Regions from separate parts of the Mus musculus genome. Here region 2 is linked to region 1. A link is a loop called in an ENCODE intact Hi-C map of the cell type or tissue named here. Cell type or tissue: left cerebral cortex. All regions are shown on one strand. Links, peaks and the distances in the headings refer to the core of each region. The heading gives the core; the rest is flanking DNA.

What was found. Peaks named below come from ENCODE experiments on the same cell type or tissue, not always from the same donor. Only the 100,000 strongest peaks of a DNase experiment are listed, where the experiment ranks them.
Region 2: it touches region 1 in a loop (2.1-fold over the local background); 2 of 42 quality-filtered maps call a loop at or near these places.

Annotation. Positions count from the first base shown.
Region 1 is chr7:96,213,584-96,223,973 of GRCm38, reverse strand. All of the region lies in intron 1 of Tenm4 (teneurin transmembrane protein 4), which reads right to left. Among named protein-coding and RNA genes, the nearest start is that of Mir708, 31 kb to the left of the region's middle. In left cerebral cortex, for the core only: a CTCF peak has its summit at 4,533; no DNase peak of the experiment used is centred there.
Region 2 is chr7:96,275,084-96,285,473 of GRCm38, reverse strand. The region is part of intron 1 of Tenm4 (teneurin transmembrane protein 4); the gene reads right to left. Among named protein-coding and RNA genes, the nearest start is that of Mir6394, 25 kb to the left of the region's middle. In left cerebral cortex, for the core only: no CTCF peak of the experiment used is centred there; DNase peaks (open chromatin) are centred at 4,646 and 5,178; H3K27ac peaks cover 368 bases.

The DNA.
Region 1 (10,390 bases), core at 2,367-7,366:
TTTGTGTTTATGGCAAGGGGGTTGTGCGTAGTGTATGCTAGTGTGCACAGACATATGAGGACATGTGTCTCTACATATATATTTAAAGCCCAGAAGTTGATTGACAATGGATGTCTTTATCTATCTCCTGACATCTTATTTTTGAGACAGTCTAGCATTGACACTGAGACTCACCATTTTGGTTAAGGCTGGTTAGGGAGCCTCTGGGATTCTCCTATCTCTGCCTCTTCCAGTTCTCGTGTTATAGAAGCAAAACAATGTGGCCAGCTTTCATATAAGTGCTAGGGATCCACACTCTGATTGTCCTGCTTGTGTGACATGCACTTTGTACACTGAGTCATCTCTACCATCCCGAGGACCTGTAACTTAACAAGTCTCAAGAAGTAACAAACAAGTGTTGTTTGTTATTTTGTCTTGTCTGTTCTTTGGGACAGACCTTCCTATGTTGTCCAGGCTGACCTTAAATGTGTGATCTTCCTGCCTCAGAACACCAAGTTGCTGAGATTACAGAAAAGCACTCTTGCATCTGACAGTCAAGGGCCTCTCTGTAGTACAATTCAGTTTCCCAGTTTGACGTAGATTTGAGATGATCTCCAGAAAAATTAATCCAAAGGAGTGAATAATGTCTTCACTTTTATCATTAGTAGTAACAGTATTAGCATTTACTTGTCTGTGTGCACATGACTGGATAGAGACATATATGCCATGGCACATGTGTGGAGGTCAGGGGACAACTTGTAGAACATGTTACCTCCTTCTACATATACTCCAAAACTCATAATCAGGTTATCAGGCTTTTGTAGCAAGCACTTTTACTGAGGCAAGTCATCTTGCCTGCCAAGGACTTCTTAACAAATTGTACTGTCAACAAGAAAATCCCAAACCCTTCAAACTTGAGAGCCTTCAGACTCTTCCACAATGACAAGTCTTCAGCACAACTTTGGAAGGTTACTACCATGAGATGTGCATTTGACATGCTGAAAGAAATGAGACATCCTCTCTTCTACCTGGGGAATCCAGAAGTGACCTTGCACATTTGAGGGGATTATGCAGGATTGGTTAATGGGCACAGCCCAGGAGAGAACAAAAAAAAAAAAAAAGAGCAGAAGTAGCCCAAAGGCTTATCCTGACAGCTCCAGGCAAAGCAAGGCCTTTTCCACCAGGCAGAAAGCAGCTGTTGGAGGGAACAGAACAGGAGGAGGGAGAATGCTGACTTTCCCACTGAGATGCCCCAGTTTGCCAGTGGCAGGGCGGAGGGTGGAGCAAAAAGCCTTGATTATCATATTCTAGTCCCATGGATTTAGTGAATTAGGTCACTCACCTCATACATAAATTACCCAATATGGGATCCTTTCTGCTTCTTTGGAAAGGGGATGGAATGAACATTTAATGAAGCTCTACTCTTGTGTGTCATTGCTCACCCTTAGCTGTATAGCTTTGCTGGCTCCCATCTCTCTCTCTTACACACACACACACACACACACACACATACACATACACACACACACACACACACACACACACACACACACACACTGGCTCCCATCTCTCTCTCTTACACACACACACACACACAGAGACAGACAGAGAGACAGACAGAGAGACAGACAGACAGACAGACAGACAGACAGACAGACAGATAGATAGATAGATAGATAGATAGATAGATAGATAGATAGAGACAGGGACAGACAGAGAGACAGAGAACATTTATGGGGAAAGAAGAAACTGGTCTTTGGTAAGAACATTTCAGGTGAGTCTACTGCAGGGATGGCATTAGCAATGCCTGTTGAGACCTATAGTGATACTAGAAACTAAAGCTAGCACTGAGTAGGTACTCAGAGAGGCAGAGAGAAAGTCTTTAGGATTTTGTGAGTGTAAGGAGTAAAAGAACAATTGATACTGAACCAGGGTGAACTGCTCACCTTTCTCCACATATCCCTGGCTTTCACCTTCTACAGGTACCATCATTATCCAAGGTCCTCCTGGAGCTATGCTTGTATAACCTTGCAAAATGAGCATCTTCAAACCCTCTTAAGTCTCAGAGCCTCCCCAGCCCCACATGTTCCCACTACTGATGTGCTCTAATGGGCTTCAGAAGCAGGTCACAAAACCTGAAGTTGAGCAGATGGGGAATAAGAAGAAATATGCCAGTGCCAAAAGCCACCATTGTCACAAAGGATACTGACCAAAAGATACTATACAAGTGCCACACAAACCTTTTGGAGACAGAGACTTCGATTTTCCATTTTATTACTGAAAAGAGGGTGAATACAGATTTCTAAGGACTGTGTTTGAATGCATAGAGCTACCAAGTGACGTGTGTTGGCAATTCCCGAGTCTTGCCAGGCCCTCCAAGCCACTTCACAAAACCACAGCACAGAGGGGAACCATCATCAATGAAAGGAAAGGGAAGCCAGAACTTAGCTATACCTCAATAAACTCCTGTCCTTTCTTCTTTGTTTTTTTTTTTTTTTTTTTGTTTGCTTGCTTACTGTGGTGCTGAGGATTGAACTCAGAGCCTTGCAATGCCAGGCAAGTCCATCCACTACAGAGCTAAAAGTCAATAAATCACTTTTCAGGTTCTGGGAATTCTCATGTTGACTCAGCAGTAACAAGGACTCCTATGCTTGTCATAAACGATCTTTCCCAATAACCATGCTAAGAACCCTGCCAACTTCTCAATATTATTCCCATTTGATGAACTGGGAAACTAAGGCATGCAGACATTAAGTAGCTTATCAAGGTCCCACAGAGAGAAGGCACTGAAGCTGGGCAGAGTAGGTGGTGCCAAACTCAGTGCTGCTTTCAGATACCAGGGGAGAGAGCTTGGGAGATTGTTCAAGGCTGCAGTAAGAACACTGTTCTACAGTCCTAGGTACTTCCTGGAAGGTGGCTCCACACTGAGCCTCACAGCCACTGTCACTTAGCAGCTAAAGACTACTACTCTTTAGGTAGGGGCGCCTTGGGTTTTAATCAGTCAACCCTGTAAACAAGGCACTCACTCCAGCTTTATTTATTCCTTGAGAGAGAGGCGCAGCAAGAGTGGGAGCCAGCAAGGAGCTTACACAGCATTTCAGTGCTATGCACTGCTGGGAAGCTCATAAGCACAATGGGGCAGGCAGAAGACCGCTTCCTAGCCTGCACCAGAGACAGATGGGGACTACAATCAGCCACATTTGTACCAGGTTCAGCGCTGCCAATCACAAGCCTGTCCGGTCTGAATCACAGAACCACAAGCCATCTTCTACTTTCCTCTGGAGAGTAAAGATCCTACAAATCTCCAGGGAACATCATGCATGTCTATATTCTAGACAGTGCACACACCGGGTCCTGAGGTTGTCCTCTGCATCTTCACATGCTTGGACTAGATCTTTGTAAGGTGAGCACTGGCTCCTCCCTGCCATGATATGTGAGCTTGATTGACTGCACTTTCTATTATTTATTTATATACGAGGACAGAGAGGTACAGAAGGTTGATCCAAGGTTTCTGTGCCAGAAAAGTGGTGGCTCAGGGTCTGAAGCAGTTCTTCCTCTGAACACAGTCTCCAAAGTTGATATTCTTCTCAATACCCTATTTTACTCATCCAAGTCACCATAGCCTTTCTCTATCTTCCTCCTTCCCTTCTTCTCTTTCTTGCTTTTTTCTTTCTTTCTCCTTTTCTCCTTCTTTCTCTTTCTCTCTCTCTCTTTCTTTCTTTCTCTCTCTCTCTCTTTCTTCTCTCTCTCTCTCTCTCTCTCTCTCTCTCTCTCTCTCTCTCTCTCTCTCTCTCTCTCTGTGTGTGTGTGTTTGTAATCCTAGCACTTAGCAGGCTGAGGCAGGAAGGCAAGATTAATACTAGCCTGAACTACAGAGCAAGAGCTAGGCCAGCCTAGGGACCTCAGCAATCATGTACAAAGCTAGCTGTAGATTTGCCTGCTCTCCCAGTGCTGGGTTGCTAGAAGCAGAAGGATCCCTGAAGCTATACAGCAACCCTGATTCAAAATACATAAATAAAAATAAATGGAAGCTGGACATGGTGGTGCACGCCTTTAATCCCAGCACTTGGGAGGCAGAGGCAGGCAAGTTTCTGAGTTCGAGGCCAGCCTGGTCTACAGAGTGAGTTCCAGGACAGCCAGGGGCTATACAGAGAGACCCTGTCTCAAAAAACAAAACAAAACAAAAGGAAGAAAGGAAGGAAGGGCAGGAGAATGGAAAATAAAACAGAATAAAAAATAAAAACAATATTTCATCTTTGTATACTATTCTACTGTCTGGCTCCAGGACACTCTGTCCAGTCTATTCCTAACCCCCCCCCCCCCCCCCGCCAAGCTAATAAATACCACTGCAGTGAACATTTTTATTCTTAAAACTTCTCTGCCTGTCTCTGAATATTTTCTTTGGCTAGATTCCTAGAATTGGAATACTGGACTAAAGGGAGTAAGTGTTTCTAAGACTACCGACAGTTACTGCCAAATTGCTTTCCTAAAAGGGTATATTAATTTGCATTTTCACCAGCAGGGAAGGAGAGTACCTGTCTCCCATCATCCTCTCCAGGATCCAGCATTGTCTTAAAGATAATCTTGGCTAATAAGAAAAGTGATAAATGGTAGCACAAGTCTTCAAAGAGGCAAAGGATGCTAATCTTACAGTGTATACAGGACACAGATTGGGTTGCTCAGTGTTCCTCGTATGTCAGCCAGTTTGGAGAAGTTTTATATTTGAGTTCTATGATGGCAAGGACTTTCGTGTTATTCTTTGATTATCCCTGGGATCCAACCTGGTGCTCCCTCTGAGTCTTTTCCACAACAATGGAAGCATCCTATGACTGCAAGTATCTACCCTGGTAGCCACTCTCCACATGTGGCTTTTGAAACTTTGAGAAATGCCTTCAGTGATTGAGGAAATGAATGTCTTAGTTATATTGCATTTTAGTTAAATTTAACTTGAGGTGTCACTAGCGACCACTGAGTTACAGTGTGCTATCGATTGCACTGCAATACATATTACTGAGAGAAGAACTCAGTCTCCCAACTCCACCTGCTACTACCATATTTCCATCAGGGCAAGAGTTGGCCTTTTACCCCCTCAACTCTTTGTGTCTATTTTTTCTCTCAAATGGAGGGCTAATGCTACTTATCAGTCATGTGGGGTGATGTAGGGATCAGCTAATTAATGTTTGCAAAGAACTGCATTACGAACTGGTTCTCAGAATAATTGCACCTTAATAAAACGTTTAAACAACCCGTTCTCATCCAGAGGCCAACGAAGGGCTGGGTTTATTTAGTTAAATGCTGGTTTCCCTGACTCATCCCGAACTGGGTCCTTTCACTGTGGACCTTCTCAAAACAAACCCCTTTCTTTGGGACCTTGCTATCAATAAGCAGATACTGAAATGGGCTTCACTGTGGAGCTGATATCACAAGTTTGATGAGTAAATTAATAATACAAACAAGATTGGGGAGGGTGGATATTTAACCAACTTGAACAAATTGCTTTTAAGCTCTTAAGCACTTTAATTGCTTACATGATAATGATGCAAATTTGTAAATGTCTTGATCTACTCCCAAAGTTGGCCCAGAAGAAAAACAAAACAAAACAAAACAAAACAAAAGGAGAAACTCTTCTAAAGACAAACACTTTGTTAAGTATTGGATTTTGATTATGTGTTATTCTATAAAGATTTAAGGCTGCCGTTCTATGGAATAGAGGGGTTAAGAGCTAGAGAGAGCTACTATCAAATGTTAGTCCCAGGCATGTGAAGTTGGGCAAACAGCTCCTCCCTCCCAAACTCCCTCACGCAGGACAGACACCAATAGCACTTGAAAGGTCTTCCCTTGGTTCTTGTCCCTGTCTTTCCCTCCTTCATAGCGTAGAATGGTTCACCCTACCCTTCTAGCTATGTCTGTGGAAATGAGGCTACTCAAGATCCAAAAGGAGAGACACTCTTTATAATGCAAGCCCCCAAATCTAGGACAGCTAGGATTTCTCTGTGTCTATGGATCATTATTGTCATGTTCTAAAAGAACATCAGAAGAGAAGGTGCTTGGAAGTGAACCCCTCCGTAAGGGCTGTGGACTCAAAGCCTAAAATCCAGCAGCAAACTGGTGAGAAATTCAGGTTCTTGAGTCCTCCAGCCCACTCAATCAGAATATGCTTCCAAACACAATTGTCCTTTAGGTATAGATACATACTCAACTCCAAGCAACACGCTGGTTCTAGTACCTCAAGCCTACTCTCCTCTCCAAAGGCAAGTTCAGAGACAGGAAAACTGAGGAATGAATGGGGTATATACAAAGCTCCAACCCTTTTGTTTGTCTTCCAAAGGGTTTGAAGACCAAAGTTTCAGAAACCAACAGTCATTTCACAGCAAGAAAAAAAAAATAGAGAAAAAATAGACTTTTTCAGAGAGGGAAAAACTGCTGTTTGTTGTTTTGAGATAAGATCGCTCTATGGAAAGATGGCCTATTTGGCCATCATTGGAAAGAGAGGCCCATTGGTCTTGTAAACTTTATATGCCTCAGTACAGAGGAACGCCAGGGCCAAGAAGTGGGAGTGGGTGGGTAGGGGAGTAGGGGATGGAGGGTATGGGGGGTTTGGGGGATAGCATTGGAAATGTAAATGAAGAAAATACCTTTAAAAATATTTTTAAAAAAAAATCTCTCTATGGAGCCCAAGCCAACCTTGAATTCACTAAGTAGCCCAGGCTAGCCTTGAACTCTTGGCATCTAAGTACTGGGATTGCAGGTATATATGCCTCCAGACCCAGGAGAAGCTCCGTTTTTGTTTTCGAAGCCTGACTTCCAGAGGATGCTAATGGTGAAGTGATGGCACTTGATACCCTCTGATATTCCATCTCCCACACCACAGAGCCAGCACAGGACAAACGGGGAAAAGAAGTGGGTAGGGGCCACTGCTCTACAGACAGACTGCTTCACTTGGGGCCTGTTTCTACCTGTTTTCCAAACAGAAGGAAAGCTGGGATTTGATGTTCAGACAAGACACATTCTCTCACATCCCTAGGTGAAACCAGAGTGTCATAGGCATCAAAGGCAGCATCTCAACCTTGTCTGAAGTCAGAGGCAGTGACCAACAGAGCCACTCCATGTCAGGTGACACTTGACACTCAATAGCCCTTAGGTGACCTTTTTACAGGATCTAAGGGAACTTCTGATTTATCCTGCTGGGGATAAGGACACCTTGGAAATGGGAGGTTTCTCCTACTGGTTCCACAGAATTCTCTGTCACGTGACAAGTCATGTAACCACAGGGAATAAACCTTTTCTGGGTCACAGAAAGACAACTGGGGAAGGAGCAAGCCTGACAAATGCACCCTCTGATTGAAGTGGATCGTGAGGGGACAAGAACCTCAAACAGCAAGAAGGTACAGTGAGTGAGTGATTTATTTACTCTTGTCCTGGGATAGTAACAAGAACAAGGAGCTGATTTTCAATGCAAAGACATTTAGCAGGTGGGGCCACCATGCTTCTTTGACAACACCCTCCTTCTTCACTGTCCCTTCCTAAGACCTCCTAGGTCAATGGAAGGCCTCTGAGCCAAGGAGAAGAAGGAAAGAGTAGATCTCCACTCCCAGCAAGTGCTGGAATACATGCTCACTTATCCAGGGAACTGTTTGTCATTTATCATGTAGCCAACCCCACCTACAAGGCTGAGGAACATATTTACATATTTCAACTCCACTGCTGGCTGAAGCCTCAGAGAAAGTCATTCCAAGACAACCAGGGAAGAAAAATATTCTTGGAGGGGAAAAAAAAAAAGGAATTTCCTATCAGTTGAGTAAAACATTGCAAAGTTATTCGGATTCTTTTTATGAGGTTTGCATGTGACTCCCTCCCCTCCCCCACCACTTCAGTTCCCAAGCTTAGAGGGGACTGGAAAGTAAACAGATTCTGGTTAAAAAGATGTAGACAACACAGTTTATCCTTCTGCTTCTCAAGCGTGACAGAGCTTCAGTACAGCACATGCCTTTGACTCTACAACCCTACTTTCTAGGAATCCGTCTTGAGGAAACGCTAAAATTCTGTGAAATGTACAAAGTTGACTGCTGTGGTTATGCTACAATAAAATACTAAACGTAAACAAGAAATCAAGAAGTGTGGACTGGCTTAATGAAAGCGCGCTATATTAAAACATCTGGGCTCTATATTAAAACATCTGGCCACTGGAACTGTTGCTGTGAGGGAGGGGAGTTACAACAGGGTACAGGGTAGATCTATATGCTTTATCACTAAATATAAACAAGCATTCAAAATACTATATGACCTCACTTTTTCTGTACTCATAGAGTCTCAAGATGCAACCCCAACAGCAATTGAGCTTATTTTGACTTTGTCTCTATTGTCTGAATTTCTTCAGTGATAACATTTTACCTGGGTAATCTGAGCAAACAAAGAAAAGGACCATAAAGTAATAAACCCATAAACCCATACAGTACACACCATATATGTATGTGTGCAAACATGCATATACACATATGCACATTTGTATTTACAAGTTTTATTAAATACTTTCCTGTAGAAAGTTGTTAGGTTTGGGAATCTGTGTTGCTTAGCTGCCTGGGATCTAGGGCATGCTACTTTCAAAGTGGCTCCTACAGTTGTCTCTCAGAGCAAAGTGGATGGAGTGATTTGGCTCTCGATTAGATTACAATAAACTTGTGTGATAAACTATTTAAGGAGTCAGGTAAAAATTGGCCCCTTGGACCTAAAATTGACTTTGATTTACCCAGCGAGGCTTTTCGAATCAAACCCACAAGGGGTTGATTTTAAACCCCATTGTGTCTTTGTTTGTCACTGTTTAGATAGATGGATGGGTGTGGGAGAATATTCTGGGATGGGAGCATCTGAAGGCTGGGCCTGGGTGGAGCAGCTGTCAGAATAGGAGCAGCAGGCAGCAGAGGACTTGGCTGAGCATTTGCATGACTGCTTGCCCAATCTCCTTCTCCCCCAACCTCCATCCCAGTTAGAATGTGAATGAGCATCTTACATCAAGTCCCTCATTTGTGTTGCCCAGCAATCTTTTGCTTAAATTCCTGATCACCTCTTTTCTCAGAGTTGTAACTTCTGATCTGAAAATACCAGATTATATAATACACCAGTCTGCACAAGGATGGAATTCTGTCAGGAGAAAGGGACCCAGTGAAGCACAAATTCTAACAAAACTGGAAATGACTTTTCTAAGAAAAGAGAAGATATTTTTGTGTCAAGCACTTGAAGCTGGTTTTAAATAGACTTTGGATGCAATGTTGCTGGTTCTTTGGGCGCTGTTGATTTATTTCCATGCCTAACCTCACCCAACAAATGTACATCATTGGAGAAAGTTGAAAGAAGCCGGTAAGAATGATCACCGGTGACACTTGCTCGAAGTTTAATGGGTGCCGGTGCTTTCTTACAGAACGGTAGAATAGATGGCAGTATCATATTTTGCAGAAGAGAAGTGGCCCTCCCCACAAAACCTGCCTAAGACCTCACAGTCTCAATCCCCCAAATCTGTAAGTCCCACCTCCATTAAAAAGCTCCCACGAAAGGCTGAAGGGATTATACTAAAAAGAATTAAACTCTAATGGAAAGAGTCCTCTAACCCAATACCTACCCTTCTGTTAAAACCTCTGCTCACTGCCTACAATTCCAGGTCATTCCATTTGCTGTACTCTCAGGGTTCCTCCTTAAACTAAGCACTGATTGTGAACCCCCAACCCTTAGCAAAGACTGACTCTTTCCTCCACAGGGTACTTTCATGGCTTAATGCCCAAAGCCTACTTCCACCCGGAGAAGACTTGATTAAAAAAGCAGGACTGGCAACCCAAGAACATGAGGAATCTCTAGAGAATGGAATCTCACCATCCCTGACACCTTCTCCACCCCAGAACAGTAATCTCACAAACTGTCCTGCCTCTAATCCCACTCACTCTAATACCCATTCCAGCAGCTTTTCGCTGCTACCGAATCAGATACAGTTGCATCCCCACTCTAAACAGTCACAAGAGCGGACAAGCGGCACAGACCCAGTCCCACTAGGAGAAAGGGTTTCCTTGTCACCCCCACCAAAGAAAACAGGTTCTTTACAGTAGTCCTACAGCTCCTAGAAAGAGCGAAATCCGGCTTTCATGCTAGAGTCTGGCCTGGTCGGAACCGCCCACCCCCACCCCACTGCTCGCTCTCTCTCTCTCTCTCTCTCTCTCTCTCTCTCTCTCTCTCTCTCTCTCTCTTTCTCTCTCTCTCTCTCTCACGCACACACACACACACGCACACACACGAGAGAGAGAGAGAGAGAGAGAGAGAGAGAGAGAGAGAGAGAGAGAGAGAGAGAGAGAAAGCGCTTGCTCCCGCTACTACCACCTGTGAAAACAGTCTCTTCTCAACTTTAACATTTAGAAAAGCCGGGAAGTAT
Region 2 (10,390 bases), core at 2,352-7,351, 62 kb before region 1:
CAGGGAGCTAATTCTGCAAAGCTCACCGTCTAATAGGTACTGTATACACGTAAATAGGATGCTCTAATCAGCAGGAAAGCAGGAGCTGCAATCTATTCCTCATGGACCTAAAATATAATGGAGCTAAATTGAAGGTTTTACGATACACAAAGCACTTTACTTGGAAGACTGATGCTTTTCCAGGCAAGGTGTTTATTTCTAGAACAAGTTCCCACACTCTCTGACATCTTGCCCTGGCGAACAAAGGGCACTGAATAAAGCAATGTCCATAGAAGGTCTTCAATGCTTATAGAGCCCAGAGGAGACAGGACAGTGCAAAGATTAGGAGAAGAGACTTAGAAGTCAGGCAGACCTGGCTAGTTCAAAGTCTTATGACCCCGGCTCAGGCTTTCAATTTCTTTAAACCTGTTCTCTTATCAGCAAAAGACAAGGACAACAATATCCATCAGTGGACTGGAAGATTAAGTGGTATTAACATAGGTAGCCAATGGACTTTAATTAAGACTAAGTTGATTTCCTGGTGTGGTCCATTTTCTTACTCCAAAGAATATTCCCAGGTGAGTGTTCTCAAATGCGTGTTGTACAGTTGGAACAAGCACACTGCCTCTCTGCTGACCACTCTCACAAGACAGATGAAGAGATAATAGAGGCCTAGCCACTGACATCACCCTGGGGTAGACTACTCCTATATATTCTATTGCTTTGTGCCCTTTTTTTTTCTGTTTCCCTTCCTTCCCCTCACCTCTCTTTCTCCCTCTTCTCCATTATCTTCTCTTCTCTTTTAAAATGTGTTTCGTCTATAGGACTGAGGCAGTGTGTGAGAACTCTGGCTGCACAAGCAGGACACATGAGCTTGATTGCAAGCATCTATATAGAAAGTTGTACATGGCTGGCTATACATGTGCATTTAACCCCAGGGCTGAAGTGGTTGTCAGAGACAGGAAAATCACTGGATCTTGCTAGCTGCCGGCCTAGCTCCAGGGTCAGTGACCCTATGTCAAGCTGATACTGGGAAGGCGATACAGCAGAATGTCTGATCTTCTCCTCTGAACATGCACACATGTACACACTCTGCACACAGAGATTCAATTGCTCAAAAAAACCCACTTCTCATTTTGTTTTAGGTTTTCCCTTGGTTGTGTGTGTGTGTGTGTGTGTGTGTGTGTGTGTGTGTGTGTGTGTATGTGTGTGTTATAGTATATGTAGCCTTGTTTTCCCTGTAACTCACAGTCTCTTTTTTTGGGCTCCTGAGAGCTGAGACTACAGACACATACCCCCACAGCTAGCTTCGTTTCTGTTTTGTAATTGTTATGTAACAATGGTACATGTCTATGGAGCATTGTGTGACATTTCAATGTGCACACATCTTGTAATAACCATATCTGGGGACTTAGCATACACAGCACCTCACACCTTTGAAGGGACATCAAACTATTCTTCCAAACTGTAACTTTGTACCGTATTTTGCTTTAGTCAAATAAACTGATAACAGATTAGGAACACAAATTTTCACATGGAAATTTGGGGTTCCAACTTTTCTTGGAACAATGAACAGAATAATGTCAGAACACCTACTTTTTAAAATTATTATAATGAGCAAGGGCTGTCTGCTTGACAACGGTGGCTGTGGGTTCACTGTTGCTACTGTCCCTACCCAGCCCATTTAGTTTACCTTAAATCATTTTAGATTCTTTCTGATTCGAGCTTTCATTCCCCAGTCGGAAAGCAAAACGACATACACTTGAAAGTGTACAATGTCAGAAAATTTGTGATGCATTGATGTTGGCTTTATTTTGGAGTTTGGCTGACCTCAGTTTGACTTGTGGTCCTGCAACTTATGATTCTGTGGTACAGTCTGTCTCTGGAATTCAGCTGTCTCTGAATCTCTCCCTGAAATGCATGTCCATGTATTTCTGAGCAGTGGAAAGAAAGCACACATCTAGCCCAACTAGGGGAAGGTTTAAATGATACAGTCGTTATGAGGGACTTCAGTGTGTGGCCATAGCAGCAGACCTACACAGACTGTGCATTTCATAATTATTTGGGGGGAATGGATCAAGATTATAAAGAAACTTAGGAAATCTTCTCATGTTTTTACTAAATGAAACTACTACTGCTAGTAATAATAATGGTGATGATATATCTTCTACATACTTTAAGAAGAGAAGCTATTACATCTATGATGGTTTTAAGTAGCAGTGGACTACATATTTCCTCTTTAGATACTAATCTTAGATGGCTAGAAACACTTGGAGATCTTTCTTCCCCATTGTCTTAATGACATACCCGTGACTTCGTGTGCCTTGTGGTAAGTGATTCTTAGTCCAAAGGGATGAGTCTTACCATTCATCTTAACATTCACAGACATGGCTGTTTTCAGTTGGAGCCACCTTCTACTTGCCCAATCCATCTTATTCCCCAAGAGCAAAGGGTATTTTGCTGATTGAAGCAGCAAATTCTTGGAGTGACCCTTATTTTATCCAAGTGACATCACTGAGGAGCTATTTTTCAAATGCTATCCATGAAGAAGGAGGAAGAGTATTCTTAGATCTGGACACAGAAACCACTTGTTAAACACATGCAAGCTTTGTTAATGCTGTGTGTCAGAGCCTGCCATTGCTGGGCACAGACATATAACAGTGGAGGGAACAGCACTGGTCCCTAGGGTCCCAGGCTACATGTGCTTTCTCAAGCACATCAGATCACTGTCACCCTTCCTTACATCTCAGTATACTCCACAAGCTTCATGGTTCTGTCTGGAAGGCAAGACATGAGACAGAGAGCTTGAGATTCCTCTCATCATCATCTTTTCTCCTGCTCCCTTCATAGTCTTATCACTTCTTTCTTGTTTAAGTCTGATATCTCCACCCCACCCCCAGTTATCTCTGTAAGGAGCAATTTCAGATTTCACATAGATTTAACTAAAATTCTCATAGGTATAGAAAAGTATAGTAAAATCAAAGTAAGGCCAATTTGCTAGTAGGCAATGTATTGTCATACGCTATTAATAGCAATGGTTCTTACACTAATACCTGTTACACCATTATGTTTCATTCAATAGCAACCCCTTGAAATATTATAATCACATAGTGTTGGGGTTATAATGGGCCCCAAAACCATACATCAGAACATGCCAGGGAGGCAACTTAACCCTACTTCAGTCTCACATACATGCACAATTCTAGCTACAATGTTCTCATAGTTAGCCTATGCCTTCACTCAAAAACCACTTGGAATTTGTCATCTTATAATTCTCCTTTCCCAAGAGAATTGAATAGAGATACTCAAAGTTATTCACTAGCACCATTTTTGATGCAATAGGCACACTTTAAAAAAAAACTGTAGATGTTTTTAAAAGGAAAACAAAAACCTTTGGGAGACATATTTCAAAAGCCTCCCAAAGAGGGTTTTTTTCCCCAATAATCCACGATCCTCTGACTGTAGGACAAATATGGGATGGATTGCAACTCTCACTTTGGAGAAAATTACATGGAATTAGCAACACAGGAATAACAGATTGTTTTTCAATTTTTGCCACTAAAAATGGCAGGCCCAAGGGGTTTTGAGCTAGGATGTTAAGCACCAACATTTGTCCCATCAACATGAAGGAAGGACGATTCTGATGGATAACTTTCCTTCCAAAGAACTGAGACAGAGTGCTTCATCATCTTAAAAATGTAGCTTGTCAACTTTTTCTCCATCTGAGGCTTGTCATATTCTGGTAGGAGATAGCCTCAGTGCTCCCAGAAGCCACCAAATCATGAGTTCTAAAAACATAAGATATTAAAGTAAATAAGATCCAAGTATTTAGAAATTATGCCCAAGACAGAAATCAAATACCCAGGAAGGCTGGGCCCTGCAGCCTTCTGAGAAGGATTCTCTAAGCTTCCCCCATGCCAGAGACCCAGGACCCCAGGATGGAATGTGAGTTATGGGTGCTGTATTTTGAAGCTTATACTCTGATGGGAAACAGGCAGTAGCAATGGATAACTGAGCAGATTAGTAATCTACTGCAATAGCCAAAAGTACAGGCCAATAGAAGGTACCTAGAGCATGGGAACAAGGAAGCTGTTCCAGAGCATCTTGGAAGACCTGGGAAGACAGAGGCGATGGAGGAGCATGGTGTGTGGAGCTCAGAAGAATGACTAGAGAGAGAGAGAGAGAGAGAGAGAGAGAGAGAGAGAGAGAGAGAAATAGACAGACAGACAGACCCGGGGAGGGGACAAGCCTGGGGGGTAGGTAGCAGAGCTAATTTGTGAGGTCTGTAAGTGTATTAAGTATTAAGGACTTGGAGCTTTTTTGCTGAGATCAACAGGAAGCAGCTAAGTCACTGAACGTAGAGTAGCAGGTTGTGTGTGACATCGTATACATGCTTAGAGACCAATTTGTGTGTCCCAATTTGCAGCCCCACACACAGAGGCCTTATGTCAGGAGGCACAGATTGGCTACTGTGAGAACATCAGAGAAATTGGCAAACACTACACAGACCACTCTTCTTTTCCTTTCGGAAAGCTGGCTGTTAAATTTCTGCCAGCATGGCAGCAACTAGAAAGGTCAATAAAATAAATTAGAACAGTGTGGGACCTGAATCCAGGCAGGGGATGGTAACAGAACAGCTCTCCGAGGAGGTGAACAAAAAAGAGGTAAGGGGGTGCTTTTATGACATTTGTGACTACAAAGGGAGATTATGACTCATATGTGCTGAGACTATTTCCTGGACTCCTTCCCATGACCAGGCTGAAGATACATAAAGATATTCTACATGTCCTCAAGGAGAGAAAAGCCATGTAAAATGACTCTAGGTCATGGTACCCTGGTAGGATAGGCCAACTTTCGGGGCACACTAAATTCTGTAGCATGCATTCAATCAGGGCTAGTAACACCAACTAAGAACATGCTTGCTGAGAGACGTGCCCAAAGGATAGGTGTTATCAGTCCTGTTTTATAGATGGTTAAATTTAACTTTAGACAGATTGAGTAACCAGTTCCAAATTCCCACTGGCATTAGGGGATATGTGGGAAAAGGTTTCACCTCCCAGAATTAGTGGCCTCGATATCAGCCTGGAGAGCTGGATTGTGAGAAATGGGGTTGGGGTGCCCACACAAGAGCAGAGAACCCAGCAGGAGCAAAGAAAGGAAGTAAGGAGGCACAGGACTCCCAGCCCACAGCTTACGGTCTCTGTCACAACGCAGTGTTACCACTTCAGCCCCCAAATAGCCACCGACAACATGGAAACAAACGTGTGTGGCTGTCTTCCAAAAGACATTTATTTATGGACACTAAAATTTGAATTTCACACAGCTTTCACCGGCCACAAAATATTCTTCTTGTGATTTTATTTCCTCATAACATTTGAAACATAGGAGCTATCCTTAGTACATGCATGGGTCATATAAAAATAGATGTGGGGCTGGCCTGGATTTGGTCACTAGACTGAAGTTTGCTGAGCTCAGACTCTACCAAGACAGGTTGTCTGAGAGAAATTTTATGAGAGCCATACCCATCATTTAAAATTTCTGACAGTCCCATTTGGAAATCACATGGTAAGATTGGGAAGCCAAGGGGGATCTGTGTGTGTACATATAAAGGCATCCCTGTGCATGCAGGGATGTGTTCTCTTCCCTTCTTACCTCCACATGAACATGGAGGATGTTCTAGTCAAGGGCTACCTGAATCCTTCCCTATGAAACAGCCATGAAGAGGGTACTAACACAGCATGGCGCATGGCTCTGGTGCCTGATCATTTTCATTCTCACCCCATCCCTATCCTGCCTCCTCACTCACCCTCTCCAGAAAAGTCTAAGAAAATAGTTCCTTAGAACTTCTATTTTTTTCTACCAGGAGATAGCACATGGCAAGCCTTGCCTGGTACACATCTGTTATTGATTAGGTACCATGGAAGAACTGCTATTATTTTCTACAGGTACTTGTGAATACATACATTTGTATACTCATCTATGTTCAATGAATGTGTGTGTATAATAAACATATTGTATACATATATATATATATATGTATATATATATATGTGTGTGTGTGTGAACATACATATTTTGTTATTATTTTATTGGCTATATGGATTGGGGATTTGGAAAACCTCATTGGTCTTAATCCAATTAATCCAATATATCAATGTCCGGCTGAAACCATCTACAATGGAGCAATTTATCATCATTTTGATTCAAATATGTGGAATAATGAGAGAAAGGAAACAAATGTGAAATTCCAATGTCCTGGTATTGGGGGGGGGGGCGGCAGGTGCTTCTTTCTTAAAGCAGCAAAAAAAAAAAAAAAAAAAAAAGACAATTTGGATAGGTCTTGATCTTCCCTTTGGGGGCCATATTTTGTTTCTCAGGATCAAGAGTCTAAACCCTCATTGTGTGGAATTAACAGCAATAAAAATTGATGTCTATCTGGCTGTAACTAGATCTGACTAAGGCAAGTGGAGGCTGCTGTGGTTTTACTTAAGGGGTAGAAGCCAAGTCCTGCCATTTCTGGCTCTCTGTGGCTCCTTAGGGAGGGAGCAAGAAGGAACAAGTTCACAGTGAACCCCAAAACTCAAGAGTCCTCTGAGGCAGGCCTAGCCAGCCTCACCTCAGGCCCCCAGCAAGAGCTGCTAAGGGCAGCTGTGCAGCTTTTGTTGAGCCACTGTTTGTTCAACGGATCAGGCCTGCAGGAATAGTTCTTTAAATTTAATGAGATGAGCCAGCAAAGGAAATCATCTAGCTTAAAAGTAGCCCAGAGCCCCAATTAGTGGTATGATTTTGGGTAAATCACTTGACCTCCTGAGCGTCAGTTTCCACATGCCTGGACGGGAGACAGTGAGCAGTCAATACAGGAAAAGCTGAAGCAACAAGTACAGGCAGCCAGCACTCGGGTGACCCCAAGACCACTGTACCTAGCACTGTCCCCTCCCAGAAGCAGGCGCAGGGCGCAGTGTGGCGATCATGTGTATTTGCAGCCCTTCGGATCTTCTTTCCCACTTTCATCCTAGGAGTCAGAGTGCAAGCCTTGCTCAGACTGGACGTCTTTCGTCAATCCTTCCGTTCTCTAGCAACACAGGCTTTCTTAGGAAAAACACTTAGGCTAACCGCCCCTGTACGGTGAGGAGGCAGTCAGTGAGCACAGTCCCTACAAAGAACTGAGAGCAGAGATTGATTGCCACAGAAATGTCAGCTTTACCGTCACTGTCAGCATCCACACCACCATGTTGTCATTGTGTTGGGCAAGCTGATTAACCTTAATTTCCAACCTAAAAAATAGGAGTAACAACACCTGTCTTGTGGAGATATGTGGAGTTCAAAAGTCAAGAGTGATAGGAATCTGCAACCCAGTGAACAACAGACAAATATTAGCCTCCCCTTCCTTTGCCTTCCCAATTCCAGTAAGAAGACAGCTCTATGGACAGGCTATTTCTGGTCATGTAAGTCTATTCTCGTTTTCTTTTCTTTCCTTATAAAATCTCTTCCCCACCCTCTCTGCTTGTAACTGTCTCTAGTCTCTAGACAACAAAAGAGCAGGCTACATCCTAGCAGGGGATGAAACCTTTTTTTTTTTCTTTAAGGAAGAGCCAAGACTCACTAGCAAGGCCACCACCAAATTACCAACCCGAATCACAGGGCTCTGAAAGCCGCTTCAGAACCCGTGCAAGGGTTTGCGGCACTTAACTGGCTGAAGCCTCTTCAATTGCAGCCTGTCACCCCCTGAGTTAAGTAGCGGGTGAAATCAGCATGTATAATTCTCATCTAGCAAGGTTCAGAGAGGAGCATTGCGGTTCAGCATGATTCACGTCTCTTACGCTCAGGGCCTCTCGCCCCCCCCCCTTTTTCATTTTCCTTTTCCAAGGACCAGTGATAGGGTTCAAAGAAGCTGAGGAGGCCAGAGGTGAGCGCTTCAGTAGAGCATGTGCTTGGCTTTAAGTGAAACTCTTAGACAATTGATGGGCAGGGAAAAAGATATTTTCCTCATGCTCTCCTGCCAGATTTAGCAATTTACTATCAGGATCCCTGGGCCAGGAGGGAAGAGAACTGGTGCGTAGAAACAGAGAGCTTCAGAAACCCAAACTCACAGTCCTTCCTTCCTTCCTCTCTCCCTCCCTCCCTTCCTCCCTCCCTCCCTCCCTCCCTTCTTTCTTTCTTTCCATTCCATCCTTCTGTATATCCAATAACCTCTCCCATTTTACCAGGTTAACTTGGATTTATCTGTGGACCTGTGCCAATTTCCTTCTAGTACCTTTGAATAGTAGATCAAAAAACTCCCCTACGATGTACAACACTAGCCACCATAAAAAAAACAAAAAAACAAAAACACGCTCTGCTTGTTTGTGTGATTACTAATCCATATCTGGTAGAGCTCAGCCTGCACCCTGGGTTGCCTACCTCCAAGACTTGAGTCTTTCTCCAGGAAGCAGTTAAAACTGACCCCGGGTCTCCAACTCATAAGCTGCTCTGGACTTCCTTACCTGCTCTCTCTCTCTCTCTCTCTCTCTCTCTCTCTCTCTCTGTGTGTGTGTGTGTGTGTGTGTGTGTGTGTGTGTGTGTGTGTGTGTGTGTGTGTTTCTCCTTTAGTAAGGGAACCATATATCACAGAGTGTGAGACTGGAATCCTAACCTAGTTTGCTTTTTGTAGAAATTGTTGTTAAATCAGACTCATGTGTTTAAGTTCCCCCAAAGAGGGATAACCAGCAAGAAAGCAGAGCTCTCCTCGGGCCCTGAGCCTGCCTCCTGCTTGCTTTTCTTGCTTTTCTGGGTGCCTCTGCATTGAGAAGGGGTCAGTGAGTTGGAGGCCTGGGTCAACTACACTGTTGTTACCCACCCCTCAGTCTTGTCTCCTTTCTTCTGTCTACTGGGTGCCTCTAGGCCTAACTTCATAGACCAACAGACTACAGTGGTGATGGAGACTGATCTGTTACAGTACAGAGCTCCCGGGGACCCTCTACTCATTAACTATTGCTTCTGTGATGTGAGAGGTGAGTACCCTTGAAGTTCAGAAAAATTAAAAAGTGGAAAATTTTAATTAGAGCCCCTCCCTCATCTACTTGCTTTCCTGTTGGTGTATAGGGTCCTGTGAAGGAACCAAAAATTATGAGGTCAGTTTGAGATTCATAAGGTCTGGGCCTTCTACTAAAGGCCCATGTCTAACCTTCCTTTGCTTTCCAAAGTTACTAAAAGAAAGCAAAGAAGAAAGTTTCATTTGTGGGGGATAACAAAACTTAAACCTGCAGAAACATAAATTTTAAGATTAAAAAAGGGGTGGGTGTAGTAATTCCAGACTTCAAAGATTATGGAATTTACATGCATAGATACATTTTTAGAGAAGATACTTGTCTACCACTAACAAAAATTAATATTTAGAATTTACTAGAAGTTCCTTCCAAAATATAAGAAAACTTGAGAGCCCCCATTAACAGATAGACAAAGAAACTAGAAGTCAATAACAGAGGCCCTAAAAGCTAACAGGCAAATTGATCTTGTACTCAAAACAAGAAAATATAAAAATCCAACAAGATGTGGCCACAACCATCAGACTGATAAAAATTGAAAGCTCTGCCTTAGTTTTCAAGGTTCTGACAGGATATGGGAGGCACCTAAGACCTTGGGAAATGTAATGGATTGAGAAGTCAGCTGACACAGTGTCATGTTCTGTCACTTGATTTGTGTGTGTTTGACTAAGCTACTGAACTTCTCTCAGACTCAGTTCCAGTGTGTGTGCATGTGTGTGCGTGTGTGGGCACTCAGAGTTGAAGTGAAGTACCACCTCTCTTTGAGCAACCACGGAGATTTTAGTGGGATATGCAGGAAGCCCCTAGTCACCAACCAAGCTTTGTCCACATTAAGTACTCTTTCAGTGGTAGTTTATGAAAGCCACCTCTCAAGTGCCTGTTTTCTGCATCATATGAAGGTCAGTCTCAGCCTGAGCAAATCATCTTGTTCGGAAGGATCTAAGGCTAGATGCAGTGGTGCACACGTGTAGTCCCTACTCGGGAAGCTGAAGTGGGAAGGCCATTGAAGTCAGGAGCTCCAGACCAGTCAGGACAACACAGTGAGGGAAAAGACAAAGGAAGATCTAAACTTCCCAACCAAAGGGTGACTTGATGTGATAGGAAGGTGGGGGCTGTGAAATGCCTGGAGCAGTCCATTTCAGGAAGACATAAGTCTCTCTAAGTTGCAAATCAGATCTTCTAATCTGATCTCACCAAAGCCACAAGAGTGAGACTTAGCCTCCATTTACTGATGCAGAAGCAGATTCAAGACAAGGGACTTTTGCCCAAGGTCACCCAGCAACTGAGCCTCAGAAACAGAACTAATAGGCTTATCTTCAGACCTGAGCCTCAGTCGCCTGTGCCACCAAACCACACTGCCTGAGACCTGGAGTGGTTAGCAGGTCCCT